Linked DNA regions of Homo sapiens: region 2 is linked to region 1. A link is a loop called in an ENCODE intact Hi-C map of the cell type or tissue named here. Cell type or tissue: endothelial cell of umbilical vein. All regions are shown on one strand. Links, peaks and the distances in the headings refer to the core of each region. The heading gives the core; the rest is flanking DNA. Region 1 overlaps BIN1 (bridging integrator 1). Region 2 has its middle 47 kb from the start of CYP27C1.

The links. A loop is a pair of places that touch in the nucleus more often than their neighbours do. Peaks named below come from ENCODE experiments on the same cell type or tissue, not always from the same donor. Only the 100,000 strongest peaks of a DNase experiment are listed, where the experiment ranks them.
Region 2: a loop joins it to region 1, with 2.7 times the contacts of the local background. A loop is called at or near these places in 9 of 110 quality-filtered maps.

What each region holds. Positions count from the first base shown.
Region 1 is chr2:127,079,057-127,087,056 of GRCh38, forward strand. The region is part of intron 1 of BIN1 (bridging integrator 1); the gene reads right to left. Among named protein-coding and RNA genes, the nearest start is that of BIN1, 24 kb to the right of the region's middle. RefSeq lists enhancers at 1,949-2,178, 2,499-2,628, 3,199-3,258, 3,299-3,498, 5,971-6,110 and 1 more. In endothelial cell of umbilical vein, for the core only: no CTCF peak of the experiment used is centred there; a DNase peak (open chromatin) is centred at 4,865; H3K27ac peaks cover 181 bases.
Region 2 is chr2:127,168,383-127,178,688 of GRCh38, forward strand. It overlaps the pseudogene NIFKP9. Among named protein-coding and RNA genes, the nearest start is that of CYP27C1, 47 kb to the right of the region's middle. RefSeq lists an enhancer at 2,564-3,115. In endothelial cell of umbilical vein, for the core only: a CTCF peak has its summit at 5,988 (motif pointing left); no DNase peak of the experiment used is centred there.

The DNA of each region.
Region 1 (8,000 bases), core at 1-8,000:
CAAAAGGTCCCCAGTCTTCCCCACCCACACTGGCCACCAGGGCTCCTGAGGTGTACAGAGACAGACACACACTCGACCCAGTTCCCAAACACTGCTGTGTGCTCTGCACAGACAGCTGGAGAACTGGGGAGATCTTCCAGCCTTGAGAACGAGACACCAGCCCAGGTGAGACTCCACGCAGCAGTGAGAAGACCCTTGGGAAAAGGGACAGCTACTCTCTGAGCCTCAATCTACAAAATGAAGTGAACACTGGCACCCTCCTCAAGGATTACAAAGATCATGTCTATAAAGTGCAGAGCAGTACCTGGCCCATGATATTCAAGAAATGGCAAATCCCTAAAAGGCCTTCAGAGCAGCCTTCACACAGGTGGGGGATGGGCCTGACTGACACCGCCAGCCCTCACACCGGGTCCAGGCTGACGGCATCCCAAGATGTGAGACAGAAGTCACAGACGCGCACACTCTACCTGCACATGGCAAACTCCTATGCATCCTTCAAAACCTCACTCAGGTGACATCACTGTGAACTGTCCCTGATCTCTCCTTTCCTCAAAACACTCTGTACCACTTAGAGCTTTCCTCACTGCTATGTGATGTGCCTGTGTGCCTCACACCCTCACCCTGAAGGAACAGCTTGAGGTCAGGGACACTGTTCCAGTCATCTCTGTGTCCCCAACACCCACACAGGGCTAAGCACAGGACAGACACACAAGATATTCTCAGCGGCTGCTGCTCATCTGAGCTGTGGGCTTTGAGGGCAGAGACATGACCCTAAACAAAACAACCCACCTCTCAGCCTCAGGCTCCTCCCAGACAAAATGGAAGGGTAATGTACAGAAAGCCCTCAGCCCTGAGGGGTGACAGCAAGCCTGAGGCTGAGCCAGTCTCCCCACTCTGCGAGACCTCAGGCTGCTGAAGCTCTCAGTGCTCCAGTGCCCCCGCCTTGGAAATGGGAGGAATAACAAGGCCACAGCATGGCCGAGGCCCAGGGAAGACCCATGGGCGAGGCTGGCCTTGGCCACATGCCATCCTCACTGCACCTACCCCCATTTCATCCATGAGGGAACGCAGGCAAGTGGCCTGGGGTCCCCATCCTCAAGGAGCTCCTGGTGTGGCTACCACAGGGAAAAACAATCTGGGCACCCCCTGCCCCAGAACAGGAGCTGGGACAAGGCCGTGAGCCCTGGGACACAGATCTCCCACCCCATCCGTTCCACACTTGGTTAGTGGGGCCTCCCCTGTGCCGAGCTCACAGGCAGACCACTGAGGGACACAGGGGACTCCAGGTGTCCAGGAGGGGCTGGCCCAGCAGCGACTAAGGAAAGCTGGGCAGGACAGTTGTGCTGGGTTTTGAAGGATGAGCAGGAGTTGGGTGAGGAGGAGGGTCTGGCGGCACAGGCCAGGATTTGCACTCTGTCCAGGGTTACTGGGTGAGGGCCCCTTAGACAATCAGTTCCACCTACACTCATCACACACTTATCACGCACACTCACTCTGTGATAAACAAAGGGGAGCCTTTGAAAACTTGGCGGCGGACGAGACACACAGAGGCCCAGGCGGCAGAGGCAGCCACAGAGCCAACAGTCCCAGGAGCTTTATCAGTGCCACACCCAATCACCTCCTATCAGAGCTTCCTCTCACCATGTCCTCAACCCAAGGCCAGATGTGAGTGGAGCTGAAGTGCCTTGGAGGGGACACCCCAGGGCAGGGCAGGGAGGGGGGGCAGGTGGCAGGAATGACAAAGTGTGAACCCGTGGCCAGCTCCAGAACCTCCTCCTGCAATCATCCACAGGGTTCAGCCTCGCTGGGCCTCGGCTGTGGAAGGAAACCCTCCCAAGGCTCCTCCCTAGAAAGGCTGGGTGGTTCACTGAGTTGACGCCATGCCTCCGGCACCCGGGTCCACAGGGGCTCAGTGGGAGCATCCCGTGGGTGGGTGCCCCTCCCCAGCCCTCCGCCAAGGCCTTTGTCATGGCCCAGTGAGAGGGCAGAAGGCCCTGGCGTCAGCCGCTCCCTGTGGGTACAGGGAGTCCTGCCACCCTCCAACAGCCCCCGCATGGCAGGCAAGGCCCTGACCCACAGCGTGAGTCATGGGGCACAGGCAGTGCACGGCCACCGAACCCAGAAGGAGGAAGGGTGCCCAGGCCTGTCTTGTTTGAGCCAGGAGCAGCTCACCACGTACAGCACCCACCCACCATGCACGCACTTCAAGTCACCAGGGCCGCCTCCTCAGAAGGGAAGTGTCCTTATGTGACAGATGGCAGGTGAGCACAAACAAATCAGGACACAGCCTGACACCGTCCAGTCAGGAGGGGCCAGGAGCTCTAGCCGCCACAGTGAGGAGGGCCGGGTCTTCGGGCTCACCCGGCTGGGCCCCAGCAGCCCCTCCTGGGGTCTCTGATCCCTCCCTCGGCCCCAGAGACCAGTGGGCCTGCTGCACTTGCGGGACACACACCCACAGTCTGAATGGCATGGCCCAGGGCAGGGATAAGCACTTCCCAAGGCCATCAGAAGGACCAGCCCAGGGGCCCAGGAGGGAAGCCTAAGGAAGGAGGGGTGAGGGCCGCGTTCCCAGTCACTCTGGTCCTGGCCAGGGCCAGGCAGAAAGCTAGGGGCTCCTCCACCAGCCAGCGGCACCCCTCGTCCCTGCAGTGGCAGCAGAGTTCCCAACACCCCACCCCCACACACACATGGAAGGGGGACCTCATCCAGCAAATCTCCCTCCCAGGCACCCACCACCCAGCTGCTGAGACCCCAGAAAACGCATAAGGCCCTCACCTTCCGCATCATCTCCTCCCCACCTGCCTGCACAGGAAGGGCGGGCTGAGAAGTGAGCCCTGTCTCGCCCCTTCCTCCCAGCAGAGCCTGCGGTCGGGGGCCACGGAGGCAGGATGCACACCCTCGTGCCCCGGCGTTCTCACACCGAGGCTCCCCAGGCAGGCAGACACAGACAGAGGACAGGCAGGCGGGCAGGGGGAAGGCCACTGTCAGACACCCGGCCAGGCTTTCTCTGGGCCCAGTCCCGAGGGAGACACCCCAAGAGGCGAAAGGGAGGAGGGCCCCTAGAACAGGACAAAGGCGAGCCTTCTCCCCACCCCCGCCCCCCACCTCTGGGTCCAGGCTCGCTCACTGACTCCCGGGGGCTGTCCCTCTGTCAATCTTTCCTTGCCCCTCCTCCTCCGTCGTCTCCCACACACAGCTCGGGTCAGCCAAGCTGGGGAGCTGTGGATGATGACACAGGGCTGGCCTCGGGGATCTTTCCGCCCTCATGCTCCAGGGGCCCCTGCAGGGGAGACAGAGGGCAGGATGGCCAGCTGAAGGCCTCCGTGGTCACAAGCTCTGAGGCCTTGCAGGCACTCAGCTGGGGATACCAGGGACATCGCAGGACAAGTCTGCACCGAGACCAGGGTTGGCGTGGGCAGGCCATGGTGGGCGCCCAGGCAGGGGAAGGGGTACAAGGCCCTCTGCCTCCCCTCTCCTGCCCCAAGATGCTGCCTGCTGTCTGACACATCAGGCTGGGGTGGCAGTGGTGAAAGGGGTACAATGGGAGTCTTAAACCCCCAGGGGCAGAGGGAGCCAGTCTGAGGACAGTCCCGCAGATCCCATAGTCACCTAGTTCCCCAGCACACAACCCCTCCTCCAAGCCCATCTCTCAAATGCGAGCTGTCCCTGCAACCAGACACACAGGACCCCTCTCCCGGCTGCTGCTCACACCTCCCCATCCCCACTCCGACAGTGGAGCCACCTAAGCCTGCTCCCCACCTCTGGGTGGAGAGTCTCGGTGGCCTCCAACAATCTAGGTGCCATGCAGGAGGCCACAGCAGCCCTGACGAGAGAGCAGAGGGAGGAAAAGAGGTTCTAAGCCCACCACTCACCTCCACATTTCATGTGGCCCTCTCACCTCCTTATTTTCAAAGTATAAACCTCAAAGAAAGTGGAAAGGATACTACAGGGACTATCATCTACCCTTCACCCAGATTCACCAATCAACTGTTACCACTTGGCCACACTCATTTGCTTTTTTCTTTTTTTTTTTTTCTTTTTTTTTGCTTTTCTCTTTTCTTGCTATGTCGTCCAAGCTAGAGTACATGGCGCAATCATGGCTCACAGTAGCCTAGACTTTCTGAGCTTAAACGATCCGCCCACCTCAGCGTCCCGAGTAGCTGGGACTACAGGCCACTGCACCTAGCTAGTATTTTTACTTTTTGTAGAGACAGGGCCTCGCTATGTTGCCCAGTTTTGTCTGGAACTCCTAGCCTCAAGTGATCCTCCCACCTCAGCACCCTCAAGGTGCTGGGATTGCAGGTACAAGCCACCGTGCCCAGTCACTTTTCTCTATATATAAACCGTTCCTGCATTTGTATGTTTGCCCAGCCAACAGAAGGTAAGCAGCAGAAGGGTCACTGGGATGACCTTCGCTCCACAATACTTCACCCCTAAATACTCCAACAGATTTCCTAAGAACAAGAACATGCTCCAAAATGCCCATGATACCATAAGCACCCCCAATACATCCAAAATGTATTTTAAAATACCATCTACCACACGGTCCGCATTCAAATATCCTTGGGTGCCCCCCAAATGCCCTTTATGTCTGGGTCTAGGATCCAACTGTGGTTCACATATTGCTTCTGATTGTCGGGTCTCTTGTTCCTTTAGTCCAGAATATTCCCCGTATGCCTATTTATCAATGTTATCCATTTTTTTTCTTTCGTGATACTGGTATCTTTTTAAGAGTGCAAACCAATCACTTGGAGAATGCCCCACACTCTGGATCCATCTGATTGTTTCCTTGTGAGGAAGTTCAGGTTAAAGGCTGCTTTGGCAAGAGTCCTGCAGAGGGAGGCTGAGCCTTCCCACCGCACCACAGCTGTGTTAGGCTTGACCGCCGGGTCTGAGTCGTGTTTGCCAGATCTCTTGGAAAGGAAGGTCACTTTTCTCTTAGTCATCTGCAGGACAATCACGGTCACTGTGGCAAGGCAAAAAGTTGTTGAAATTTTTGCACAGTGCCTTTACTATCCATCATTCTTTGCTATTCAGTGTGAGGTCTGTGGGCAGCTGCATGACAGTCTTCCAAGAGCCTGGAGGAGAAAAAAAACTGCAGACCTGCTGAACCAGAGTGTTCCCTTTAACAAGTCCCCCTGGCGCACCGTATGCGCAGTGAAGTCTGAGAAGCACTGCAATAGCATCTTGGCTGGAACCCGCTGTTACCCAATCTCCTCCACGTGACCCGGCATTCCACAAACACGAGCCTCCCCTGGTCTTGCCTTTGCGAGGAGGGTGGTGAGGATATCGTGAGTCCTTCGTTTTGCGTTCGTGATTCATTTTGATGCTCAAACATCCCAAGTGCGACCAGTGGGAGGTTTCGGACACGTCCTCATTCATCTCCAGGCGCTTCCTTACTTTCTGGCACTAGCAGATTCTCCAGGCTCAGCCTGCACTGTCCCTGCCCCAGCCCTGGCATCAGCCATTTCTCCAAGGAACCCTGATTTCCTTCGGTGGAGAGGCATGCTCATTGCTCTTAGGCATTTCAGCGTTCCCTCATGCTCAGAGCCGCAGATTATTACCCCTGCTTTAGAGATAAGAAAGGAAAGGCTGCGGCACTGAAGGATTTGGCTCTGCAGCGAAGAAGCGACCGAGCTCAGATTCTGTGGCTTTGTGGTGGTGGTGAACAAGCATCATCACTCAGGTCTGTCTGCTTCAAGAAGTGAGAAAGGAGACAGACCCATGGCCTAGCAGCTGCCCTCTGAGCCCATTGCAGTGTTCCTTAGGAGGCCACACTGACTGTGGGCTGTGGCACCTGCCCCAGGCTGGTGACTGCACAAGGGGCAGCTTCCTGGTCTCATCCAGCCCAGGGAAACTCTCTTCCTCCTCAGAACCCAGTGAAGTCACACGTACAGAGGCGTCTTCAGAGCAGCAGTGCTTAACCCAGAAGCTAGCAGTCTCCTGGTGACGATTGAGGCCTTGTTCTCCCTCCATCCCCCGCCCCGCCCCACCCCAGAGCTGCTGCTTCACCCTCAGGTTGGGAGGGGAGGGCACCCAGACCTGCAGCCAAGGACAGAGGGGCTAGAATGAGGGTCCCAGACTCCTTGGGAAAGCTACGGGCAGCTGGGCCCCTTGCAGCAGCCCCAGCTGTGGCTGCAAAGGGGAGAAGTGGCCCAGGTTCCTGCTGGAGAGCAGAGCCCAGGGGCACCGGGAAGTGAGTCCCAGGAAGCAAGCCCAGAACACACAGCACACTTCTTAGCGGCTAGCCACCCTTCAGGCTATGCCTTCCAACTTCTCAAAGGCACAATGACTTTAAAGATAAGTGCATTCCATCTGGAGGCAAGAACGCTCCCCAGCCCTCAGGGCCCCACACAGCAGCACAAGCTCGGCCATGTACATGCAGCAAGCACCTCCAGTGTGAGATGACGCCCACACACGCTCACACACACCCTCCCTGGCAGAGCCACCTGTTCATGGCCCTCCTGGGCACAGTAGGAAAGTGGAGGAACCACGAAGAAGCCACAGAGACAAGCAAGAGGCAGAGGGAGGCCCGGGGAGAGCCCATAATGAGGAAGGAGCCCGAAAGAAAACCAGAGATGGGGAAACCAAGAGCGAGCCCAGGGTGGCCAGACGCACCCCCAGCAGGAAGGGCCCAGCACCTCTGGGGGAATGGGGTCCTCCCCCTCAGCTCACACCCTCAGGGCTGCTCCGAAAGGGGGAGCTGAGCCAGGCCTCAGCCCCCTTCCCTAGCTCCTCTGTGCCCCCATACCTGGGGCCCCCATGTCCCCTGGGCTGGATATGAGGTGGTGGCAGGAGGGGCTGGCTCTAGGGACAGGCATCTGTCAACCTGCCCTCCCTCGAGGGAGATGCTGCCAGCTCAGCTCTCACTTCAGAGGGGACTCCCTCCCCATCAAATTCCTTCCCTATGGAGCCCAGTTGAGGCCCCCACATGTGCCCCTCTAGGTAAGCTCCACAAAGCTCACAGTGCAAAGCATGACCACCAGGGAATCTCTCCTCCAAGGACTCACCTTGGGGGACACATCACCCTTGAACCCCCTCCCGTTGGGTTCATATCCCTAGGCCACCCTGAGGTGATGACCGTTGGTCCTATTTTACAGATGAAGAAATCGAGGGTCAGGGCGGTCACTCAGCTAATGAGCTCTAGAGCCAGGATGCCACACCTGATCAGTTCCAAAGCCCAGACTCAACTTTTGACTCCCAAACTGGGGCACACAGACACTGGGGGGAGCGGGCGTGTGTCTGGAGCTTGCTGAAGAAGATTCACACTCCATCTTGCTTTGATCCAAAGATCGAACTGGTAAAGAAAACACTTTTGTGACATAACCAACATAGACAGCTTGTGGATTAGAACGCAAAGCTGACAAAGATTTTCACGATGAAATACAAAACCGGGAAGACATTCCTCCCAGGAAGGCCTGGCCTCGCCCCCACATGGTAATCCATCTTTTTTTCTTTTTTTTTTTTTTAAGACAGAATCTCGCTCTGTTGCCCAGGCTGGAGTGCAGTGGTGCAATCTCGGCTCACCGCAACCTCTGCCTCCCCGGTTCAAGCAATTCCCCTGCCTCAGCCTCCAGAGTCGCTGGGACTACAGGCGCACGTCACCACGCCTGGCTAATTTTTGAATTTTTAGTAGAGATGGGGTTTCACCATGCTGGCCAGGCTGGTTTCGAACCCCTGACCTCGTGATCCACCCGCCTCGACCTCCCAAAGTGCTAGGATTATAGGCATGAGCCACCGCGTCCAGACAGTGATCCGTCTTTTTAACAAGTCCATGACCCCCAGGAAGCGCCTGGCCTCACCCCCACATGGCGATCCACCTTTTTGACAAGCCCCCATGCTCCGTCCCCTGACACCAGTCCACAAAGACTCATCACACTTTTCCGTGGTCCCCTGCTCAGAAAGGCTGACTGAGGAAGCTGCCTGGCCTCTCTTGGGAGGCCGTCACTCTAAAATGATGATCTCCTTCCTCTTTTTGGTGATTTTCCCTTTCCTTTGTG
Region 2 (10,306 bases), core at 1,168-9,167, 90 kb after region 1:
CCAGCCTGGCCAACATGGTGAAACCCCATTTCTACTAGCAATACAAAAAATTAGCCAGGCATGGTGGCGGGTGTCTGTAATCACAGCTACTCGGGAGGCTGAGGCAGGAGAATTGCTTGAACCCGGGAGGTGGAGGCTGCAGTGAGCCGAGACCGGGCCACTGCACTCCAGCCTGGGCAACAGAGCAAGATGCCGTCTCAAAACAAATAAATAAATAAATAATTAAAAAATAATTTTTACTAGAATGCTTCTGTTGTGGACAACCAACCTGAGACCCAGTGGTGGGCGTGGCCAACCTGCTGATGAGTGACACAGCTGGCGCTAGCAGTGAGCCTCCTGACTCCCACCCTGTTAAGCCACGCGGCTTTCAGGTGGTTCCTTATCTCCAGTCACATCACCAATTTTGATCCATAGCCAAAGCTATGTTGTCTAATGCAAGGTTAGAAAACCTTTCTGGGCCAGGCACGGTGGCTCATGCCTGTAATCCCAGCACTTTGGGAGGCCGAGGCGGGCAGATCACGAGGTCAGGAGATGGAGACCATCCTGGCTAACACAGTGAAACCCCATCTCTACTAAAAATATGAAAAATTAGCCAAGTGTGGTGGCGGGCGCCTGTAGTCCCAGCTACTGGGGAGGTTGAGGCAGGAGAATGGCGTGAACCTGGGAGGCAGAGCTTGCAGTGAGCCAAGATCGCGCCACTGCGCTCCAGCCTGGGCGACAGAGAGAGAATCAGTCTCAAAAAAAAAGAAAAAAAAAAAAGAAAACCTTTCTGGTTATTACCACCAATCACTGGTAACATTTATGGAGTCCATGACACACATTGTGTTGAGCTCTTGTGCACAATCTCATATCTTCACAGCAACCCTGAGAGTGGTTAGCATCCCCATTTTACAGAATGGAAAACTGAGGCTCATGATGCTTAAGTGTTACTTACCCTTACTTATCAGAGTCGAGAATCCAAACCTGAGCCTTTGAACTCCAAAACCCACATACTTGTTACAAAGATAGGTGACAGAACCCACTTCGTGCTAGGGTGCCGAGTGGCGAATTCGAGATGTGCATTTCAAAGAGTGCTGGCCCAGTCCCCGTGCCTCCCGCTGGGAAGGTGTCCGGTCATGCTGGAGCATGAGAATGAGCAGTGTTTCATGGATTTGCCGGGAGATACTGAGGATTTGTTTTTGTTTCATCTCAACTCTCACATATAAACAATATGAGAATATTATCTTCGTCCTTCACAGAGCATTATACTATCTCCGGAGTATTATGAATAATACAGCTGTCAGTGAAATCAAATAAGTGGATAAGGGGTAAAGAACCGGGCACTATCATATTTCCTCTCCACAATGGGGTGTTGCTGTTGAATCAATCCCAGCCATAGTCATCACGTATTGATTACATTTAACCAAAATTCCAGGAATATGTGAACTTCAGCTGCATGTTCAAATTAAGATATTTTCTTTTCCCATAGCAGGCTCTGAGCTATATGATTTTGGAACTGGAATTACAAGATGACATAGTGTCATTTGATAATTAGGCTAATGATACTACCTGCTTAAAAATGTACACAATTTAAATGAACGGCATTTAGGAGTCTGATGATTGGTCTATTTCTTGTGGATTTTCTGTTGCGGACTGCAACTCACATAGGCTATGCATTTGTGGAGTTTGAGTCTGAGGGTGTTTGCAGCATAGTTGCTGAAACAATGAACAACCGCCTTTGTGGTGAGAGACTCTTGGAGTGTAAGTGCTCCTGTCTTACTGCGGGGTTGCCTGGGTGCCTGCTGCTGGTGGGTGACTGTGGTGGGAAGGGCGGCTTGCCTAGCTGCTTGGACATGCCACTTCATCTCTGGGATGACTCTTACAGAATGGTGCAAGGATTTCAGTGTATGCTGCAGGCAGATTCTAATTGGAATTTTAAAATCTCCCAGCCTGAGAGCTGTTTTTACCCTAAATGGAGCTGGACAAGTTACCTTGGGGTCCCATGGGAGGAGCAGCTAACCCATCCTTATGGGCTGTGAAAGGCTTCTCTGAGGAAGTAGCATTGACATTAAAACCTGGAGACTAAACAGGAGTGAGCCAGGTGAAGGGGACAGGAGTGAAGACAGACCATTCCTGGCTGAGGGACAGTGAATGCCTAACCAGAGGTGCCTAACCATTTGGCTGTGAGGTAATGTGAGGAAAAGTACCAAGAGATGAGGGAGCAGGAAGAGGCTTCAGGTCAGGTTACTGAAGGCCTTCTAAGTCAGCGAGTTCAGAATTTATCCTGAGGGCACTGGGGATAGAATCAAAGGTCAGGAATCGCATTGCAAAATCCATCTAAATGGCAATGGCTGCAGCTCTTCCACGTGAGATAAGCCAGGGGGAGTGGAGGAGTGACAGCACCAGATGAGTAGTTCATCCTGCAGAAAGGAGCCAGTGCAGCCCCCTACCCTGCAGTCCATAAGGTGCAGACAGCATCCCTGTCCAGATCCTGCTGCCCTTGGGAGGCAAAGCGAAGTTTCTGGCCTCCCTGTGCCCATGGCGGCCTGTGGCCATCTTAGGTACCCAAGTTCACAGGCATCTGCCCAAACAGCTGGCGAGGCTGCCCAGGTGGCATCTCTCTGTCCACTTCCCATAGCTGTGAGAGAAGCTGACTGCCTAGCTGAGGTCATGGGTTCATTCTCACATTAAAAGCATGGCTCTTGCCAAGAGGAAATGAGCTGGGTAGGTGCCCTGAAAATTGTCGACCGCACGTACCAGGTCGGTGCTGTGCTGTGTTGGACTTGAGAAAAATAGCTGAAAGGGCTCTGAATGTAGAGTTGGGGATTGTTGCTCCTGTCTAACAGCACTGACGAACTCCACTAGGGCAGAACTGGCTCATCGAATAAGGGAGGAGACCACCCCTCATATTGTCTTATGCCCAATTTCTGCCTCCAAAGAAAGAAGAAGTAAAAACTAAAAGGCAGAAATGAAATCCACAGGCAGACAGCCCTGCGCCACACCCTGGGCCTGGTAGTTAAAGATCGACCCCTGACCTAATCAGTTATGTTATCTATAGATTACAGACGTTGTATGGAAAGGCACTGTGAAAATCCCTGTCCTGTTCTGTTCCATTCTTACCTGTGTATGCAGCCCTCAGTCACGTACCCCCTGCTTGTTCAATCAATCACGACCCTCTCACGTGGACCCCCTTAGAGTTGTAAGCCCTTAAGAGGGACAGGAATTGCTCACTTGGGGAGCTCAGTTTTTGAGACGTGAGTCTTGCCTATGCTCCCGGCCGAATAAAGCCCTTCCTTCTTTAATTCGGTGTCTGAGGGGTTTTGTCTGCAGCTCGTCCTGCTACACTATCACTCTGACATGAGATCAACTGTGGCATCTTGATTATGCTGTGGGAAATGGCACCAGGAGATTCTAAAGTGAACGTTAAAATCCCTCCCCTACCATTTGGTTGAAACCTTTTTTTTTTTTTTTTTTTTTTTTTTTGGAAATGGAGTTTCGCTCTTGTTGCCCAGGCTAGAGTGCAATGGCACTACCTCAGCTCACTGCAACCTCCGCCTCTTGGGTTCAAGCAATTCTCCTGCCTCAGCCTCCCGAGTAGCTGGGATTACATGCATGAGCCACCATGCCTGGCTAATTTTTGTATTTTTAGTAGAGATGGGGTTTCTCCATATTGGTGAGGCTGGCCTTGAACTCCTGACCTCAGGTGATCCACCCGCCTCGGCCTCCCAAAGTGCTGGGATTACAGGCGTGAGCCACTGTGCCCAGCCTCAAAACTTTTTATCTTTTCAAAATACAGGTCGGTTTCTGCCATATGAAAAAGCATATGATGAAGTTTTTAAAAGCTGGAATGTTCCATTTTCAGAGACACCTGCGTATCCAGCAGTAGAAAGACATAACAAAAAAAATATGTATACAAAAGTAAAAGTGAAGAACCAATTGCTTAAAAAAAAAAATTACAGCCCAGCATAGTGGTTCATGTCTGTAATCCCAGCACTTTGGGAGGCCAAAGGGGGAAGATAGCTTGAGTCTAGGAGTTCAAGGCTAGCCTGGGCAATACAGTGAGACTCATCTCTACAAACAATAGAAAAAGTGAGCCAGGCATGGTGGCGCACACCTGGAGTCCGAACTACTCGGGAGTCTGAGGTGAGAGGATGGCTTGAGCCCGGGAAGTTGAGGCTGCAGTGAACCATGATCACGCCACTGCACTCCAGCCTGGACGACAGAGCCAGACTCTGTCTCAAAGAAAAAAAAATTATTCAGAAGGAAAATAGCTTTAAAAAAGGAACATATTGCAGTTTTCCATCTTTAGTATACACTGCTTCATCAACTCTTTGTTGTTTGGAGGGATGATGGGAGAGTTGTAGCTCACTGGTTGCAATGTAGTGTTGGGGGTCCCAGGCCACACTTTGGAATTGTTCTTGAAAACTAGTATGACCTAAACGTGCACTCCTGCACACGAAGGGTGCCCACGCAGCTTGCCATTCCTTTCAAAGGACCAGGCCTCACCATCCGCCAAACATGCATTTACTAACTTGTGGACACTTACTAATGTGGTCCTAAGCTATCTCTTCACCCGTATGAATTTGCATTTTTTTGATGACCAGCAAGATGTAACTACACAGTATGCAGTGACTGCCAGTCTGAGAAGAATGAGACTTCCTCAACGTCTATACTGGTTCGAAAATTGACAGTGAAGTAAAAAGAGGAAAAAAAAGCAAAAGACAAATGACTGAGTTTCTCACAGTTCCACTGGGAAGAATTAGAGTTCCTGAGAGACGGTCCTCCACATTCAGATGAAATCATGCCTGCCCATATGAATCACCTGCAAAGCACAGCAAAGTAAAGCTCAAGTCATGACGTGAATACAAGCTAGGCCTCGGATTTCCCTCAAAGCAAGGGAAGGAGACTCTCCCAGCTGGCTTCCTCATGTTCTCACTCTTGGCAACCAGGCCTCACTGGGGATTTGTCACGTTCCTAAGCCAAGTATATTTTCCCTTCCATTCTTTTCTTAAAAGAATAATAGCACCAAGAACAGCACCGAGGTTATATCAGAGAATGTGCCTGTGTTTAGGAGATGCTGCTGGAGTGTTCGGGGGAAGTGACATGCTGTCTGCCACTGATTTTCCAACGACTCACACATGCACACACGCACACAGTGTGAGAAAGAGACCAAGAAGAATTGACCAAATATTTTTTTTTTTGAGACGGAGTTTCACTCTCTTTGCCCAGGCTGGAGTGCAATGGCATCATCTCAGCTCACCGCAACCTCCGCTTCCCGGGTTCAAGTGATTCTCCTGCCTCAGCCTCCCCGTAACTGAGATTACAGGCATGCACCACCACGCCCGGCTAATTTTGTATTTTTAGTAGAGACAGGGTTTCTCCACGTTGGTCAGGCTGGTCTTGAACTCCCGACCTCAGGTGATCCACCCTCCTCAGCCTCCCATAGTGCTGAGATTACAGGCGTGAGCCACTGCGCCCGGCCGAATTGACCAAATATTAACAAGTAGTGGCTCCAGGTGAGAGATAAACAGGTGTTCATTGTACTATGCTTTCAACTTTTCTGTAGGCTAGCAATTTTTCAAAATTAAGTTTGCAGGGAGAAAACTAGTATGTACAGCTATTATGAATCCACAAAATTTAAAAATTTTAAACTTAAAAAAATGTTAACTAAATATGAACCCCACAGTTCCAGGCATGTCTCTGTTCATAGAAACTGCCTCTGGGGTCCATCCTCCTGTGTCTTCGTGGGCCATCAACCTTCCAGAACCTTCCATAGCTGCAACTTCTGAGAAATGAAAATGTAGGTCATGAGTCAGGGGGCCTCCAAGTCCCCTCGGGCTCCAGTCCCCTCCACATCCCAGCATGATGTGGGAACCCCTCTGGGTAGCTTCCTGGTCATTCTTGAGTGCTCTCCGGGCAGGCTGGACATCCCTGGGCTTAGAGAAGGGCCCTAAAGCCCACAAGGTGTGGACGGACAGTTTGACCCAGCACTGCCTGAGATGTCCAACCAAGCAGCCCCATCTAGTGGGGGACAGGAGGAGTGAGCGCCCCCCCACCCTGTGCCCCTACTAGAGCCCTGGCACCCACCCACCCCCTCCCATTCCCACCTGGCACTCCCACCAGTCCTGGGTCCTCAGCAGCATGAGAGGCGGCAGGTGGTGTAGAAGGCACGAGGGCTCCAGAGGCAGACAGCATACAATAGGTGTTCACTAAACACCTGTTGAATGTGTGGACCGCTTGGATGCAAACCTAGACCTGTGATGTATGCTCATGACGGTTTTGAGTGAGCTTTTACTATCTCCAAGCCTCTGTTTTCTTATCTAAAAACAGGGGGTAAAAACAGTATTTCAGGGAGCTGTGGTGAAGACTGAGAGACAGAAAGGAGGAAAATGTCCCTGGGACACAGCAAGCCCCAGCAAAAGGCGGCACTCCTCAGCTGTGGTTGTCCGAAACTAAAGGCGGTGGGCAAGTGCAGCCAGAGAAGTCCCCAGAGAAGGCTCTTGAGGAAAAGTGTGTGCAAGTCCCTAGGGCAGAGGTGGAGAGGAGGAAAGGTGTCTACGCCTTCCTTTCAAGGACAGGGGGTGAGGAGACAAGATAGACTCAGGGTGGGAAAGAGGAGCCTCCTTTTTGCTTCTGCACCAAACCCAGGAGAGCTCCACCGAGCTCCGTCTAAGGCAGAGACGACAGGTCTCACTGTGCAAGGCAGGGATGCCCTGGGCTGTGGGAGCTGCCAGTGGGTGGGGCCTGCACACGTGGTCTGGGAGCAGTAACCCTGGAGACATCCTCTAGGCACGTGTGAGGCCTGGGAGACTCGGCAAGGAGGAGGGCTGAGAGCAGTGAAGTGTAGGGACAATGTATTAACAACAGGCTCAAACCCCTGTCCAGAGGCTGGGAGGGCTGTAGCAACTGATTACGGAGGGTCTTGCAAATGACTTACATAAACATGGGAACTGCAGTTGCCAAAACTGTGAACAGCACGATGCAGTCATTCCATGTCTGAGTTAACAAATCCAGGATATAAAAATGATCCAACAGGAGGAAGAACAGGCTAAAACCAGCAAAGATAACATTTGGCAAGGACAAATAGAAAGCCAGAGATTCAGGTCACTAAATGCGGGGTAGGGGAGCAGAAGAGAAGGGCAGGTCCCATGGGAGGAGAGGCAAAGGGTGAATTTTTCTCCAGCAGCTTGGGCGGGGTGGCACCTGGCCAGAGGCTTGTTAGAGTTCGTGATGCTGCATGCTAGGAAAAGATGAGTCTGGCCTGTCCGGGGCCTGCTCTCGGAGACAGGAATGGAAACACAGGGGAGGGGCAGTGGACGCTGATTCGTAGCTGTGTAATTGACAGTTTGGCTGGTCCTTGTCCCTAGGTCCTGGGAGGTTGCCTCTAAACCCTTATTATTCATGGTGGATCCTTGAGCTACAGCCCATGGTTTATGCTAGCAAGGTAACTCAGGATGGGGGGCCACCAGGCCAGAAAGACCAACCGTGTAAGGAGAGGGTTGGGGCTTTGAGATGTCAGCCTGACCCGGGCTAAGGGAGAGGGGCTCGAAATGAAGTCCCGTGAGCTGTGATCCGATCAACCACGCCTACATAATGAAACCCAGTAAGAACTCCAGACGTCACAGCTCCGGTGAGTTTCCCTGGGCGACAGCACTCTGTGCACCGTCACACACAATGTGCGGGAAGACAGTCGTGTCTGGGAATGACGGAAGCTTCGTGTTTGGGACACTCCCAGGCCTCACTCATGCATCTTTCCCTTCGGCTGGTTCTGACTTGTATCTTTGTGTTTATAATAAAACTGTAATCCTAAGCATCGTGCTTTCTTGAGTTCCCTGAGTCATTCCAGTAAATTATCCAGTAAATTACCAAACCCCGATTCCTGAATTTGTAGCCACCCAAGGGTGACCTGCCACCAAACTTGTGGCTGGAGTCTGTAGGAAGACAGTCTTACGGGGACTGTGTCCTTAACCTGTGAAGTGTGGCCCAGACGTCACCGAAACAGTGCTTACTGATTTCCATCGTGTAAACAGTCCTGCCACGACTGTTTCAATGCTCGCTTAAAACAGAACCATCAGCTCCCTCAAGCCAGCGTGGCATGAACCAGTGCCAGCACACGGCCGGGTAGGGGCAGAGCTGAGCGGCTCCAACACAGCTGAGAGGAGGCGGAGACAGAAGCCCCGGGGAGCAGTCAGGAGCATAAGGGAAGAAGCACGGAAAGAAAGGAGCTGTGTCGGAGGAGGCTCAGTCGGCAGAGGCTCTGAGATAGAGAAAAGATGTGTAGATGGGGAGGAGGGAGGGAAGCCAGCTCAGAGAGAGTGGTGGTGCAAACAGGCCCAACGTTCTTCCCATGGGCCAGGCACCACCCCAGGACAACTCCAAGAGGTCGGTGTAAGGTCGGTGTAGTCATCAGCTGGAGAGCCTGGGGCACCGAGGTCCAGCCGCTTGAGAAAGTCCTGCCGCTTGTCAGCGAGGAAGCCAGGATTTACACCCAAGCCTGCACACCATGCCACATGTGTCCCCACTGTGACCTGGACTTCATTTCCGCTTCTGTTGCATTTTCCCCAATCTGCACTCCCTTCTGTAATGGTGCAATCCTTCATGGGCACATGATTCCAGTCCTCGCTTCCCTGATGACTTCCTGGAACCCCACTAAACTGGGGCTCAGAACTGAAACCATTTCCCCACCCTCGGATTAAATGCACTGCAATAGGGCTGGGCGGTCACTTTGCGGCAGGCTGCTTCATCAACAGTGTGAGGCAGATACGCAGAGAGGCACCCTTTACGGAGGCCCAGCTATGTGCCAGAGGCCGTGTGTCCATGAGCACATCCAATCCTTATCAAGCAGAATGGCTGTGGCTATCCCTGGTCTTTAAGGAAAGACCTCAGGGCCCTGGAGTGCTTGCCAAAGCCAAGCGCTAGACAGCATGGAGGACTGGACGGACGCCGGCCCTGTCTGTCTGCATCAGAAGCCCAGAGGACTCCACGTGTCCTGCTACTCATTTTGGGAGCTTCAGGCAGGGTGAGGGAATGAAGCATCTGGGGATGCACAGTCCAGCAGCGACGTTCGGGACAATAACAAGGGCAGATCCGGGTCTCTGGTTCCAGCAGCCTCCTGTGCCCACAGTGCAGATGCTGGGATGGTGCTCCCCGTGCTCTCCACACGGCCTCCAGAGGCAGAGCTGCTGGGTGTTGTCTCCTCAGGGAACCCCCCCACCCCCCGCCGTGCGCCTCTGGAATCATCTATTGATGGAAATGGCTTCCACATCCTGACAGGGTGTTACTTCTCCTTCTCTCTATGTCTACTAAAAGCCCACACACTTTGTTGCTGTTGCTTTCTTTTTAAAAGCTTGGCTATAAGCGAAATACATTCTGGCCACATTTCCCCCCCACACAGAAGGCAATTTCAGAAGTCTTTGGGGGTCCCTGGAGGGTGCCCACTTGCCGTGGCTGCTCCAATCCCACGTACGACATTCATGACTCAGACTTGAGGGGACCAGGAGACACTCTGGAAGTGACATGGTGATCCTAGGTTTTCACTAAGTCTGTAATTTAGAAATCCACATGTGGTGCTATCAACACAATTGCCTACCACATAGCTGACATTTAAAACCCACGCCACGTCCCTGGCGTATCGCGGTGGTGGTGCCACACCGTCCTGAGGCTGACAGGGCTCTCTTGATGGTGCAGCCCTCTCTGCGGAGCCTCCTGATCCACTGTCCACATCCACGCATTGGCCACAGCAGATCTGGGCCCTCGGCAGAGAGACCGAGATGAAACAAGCCAGTGCGGTTCTAAGTATAGTTCTATTGGAAAGTGTTTATTATATAAGAGCTAAATTATAAATCAGAGCCTGTATATAAAACAAAGCATTTGGCAGTGACTAAAATATCTCCTCCTCTGCTGTGTTTCATCCCAAGAGACACACAGTGTGGTGCTTTGGGGCAGGGTCCTTGTGGGCTGCACAGATCCCGGGACCCATCAAGATCATTCCTTTATTAATTTTTTTATTTTTTTATTTTTTTTGAGACAGATTCTCACTCTGTCACTCAGGCTGGAGTGCAATGGCGCGATCTCTGCTCACTGCAACCTCCACCTCTTGGGTTCAAGTGATTCTCCTGCTTCAGCCTCCTGAGTAGCTGGGACTACAGGTACATGCCACCACACCGGGCTAATTTTTATATTTTCAGTAGAGATGGGGTTTTGCCATGTTGGGCAAGATGGTCTTGAACTCCTGACCTCAGATGATCCACCTGCCTCGGCCTCCCAAAGTGCTGGGATTACAGGCGTGAGCCACCACACCTGGCCCATCAAGATCATTCCTATCCAA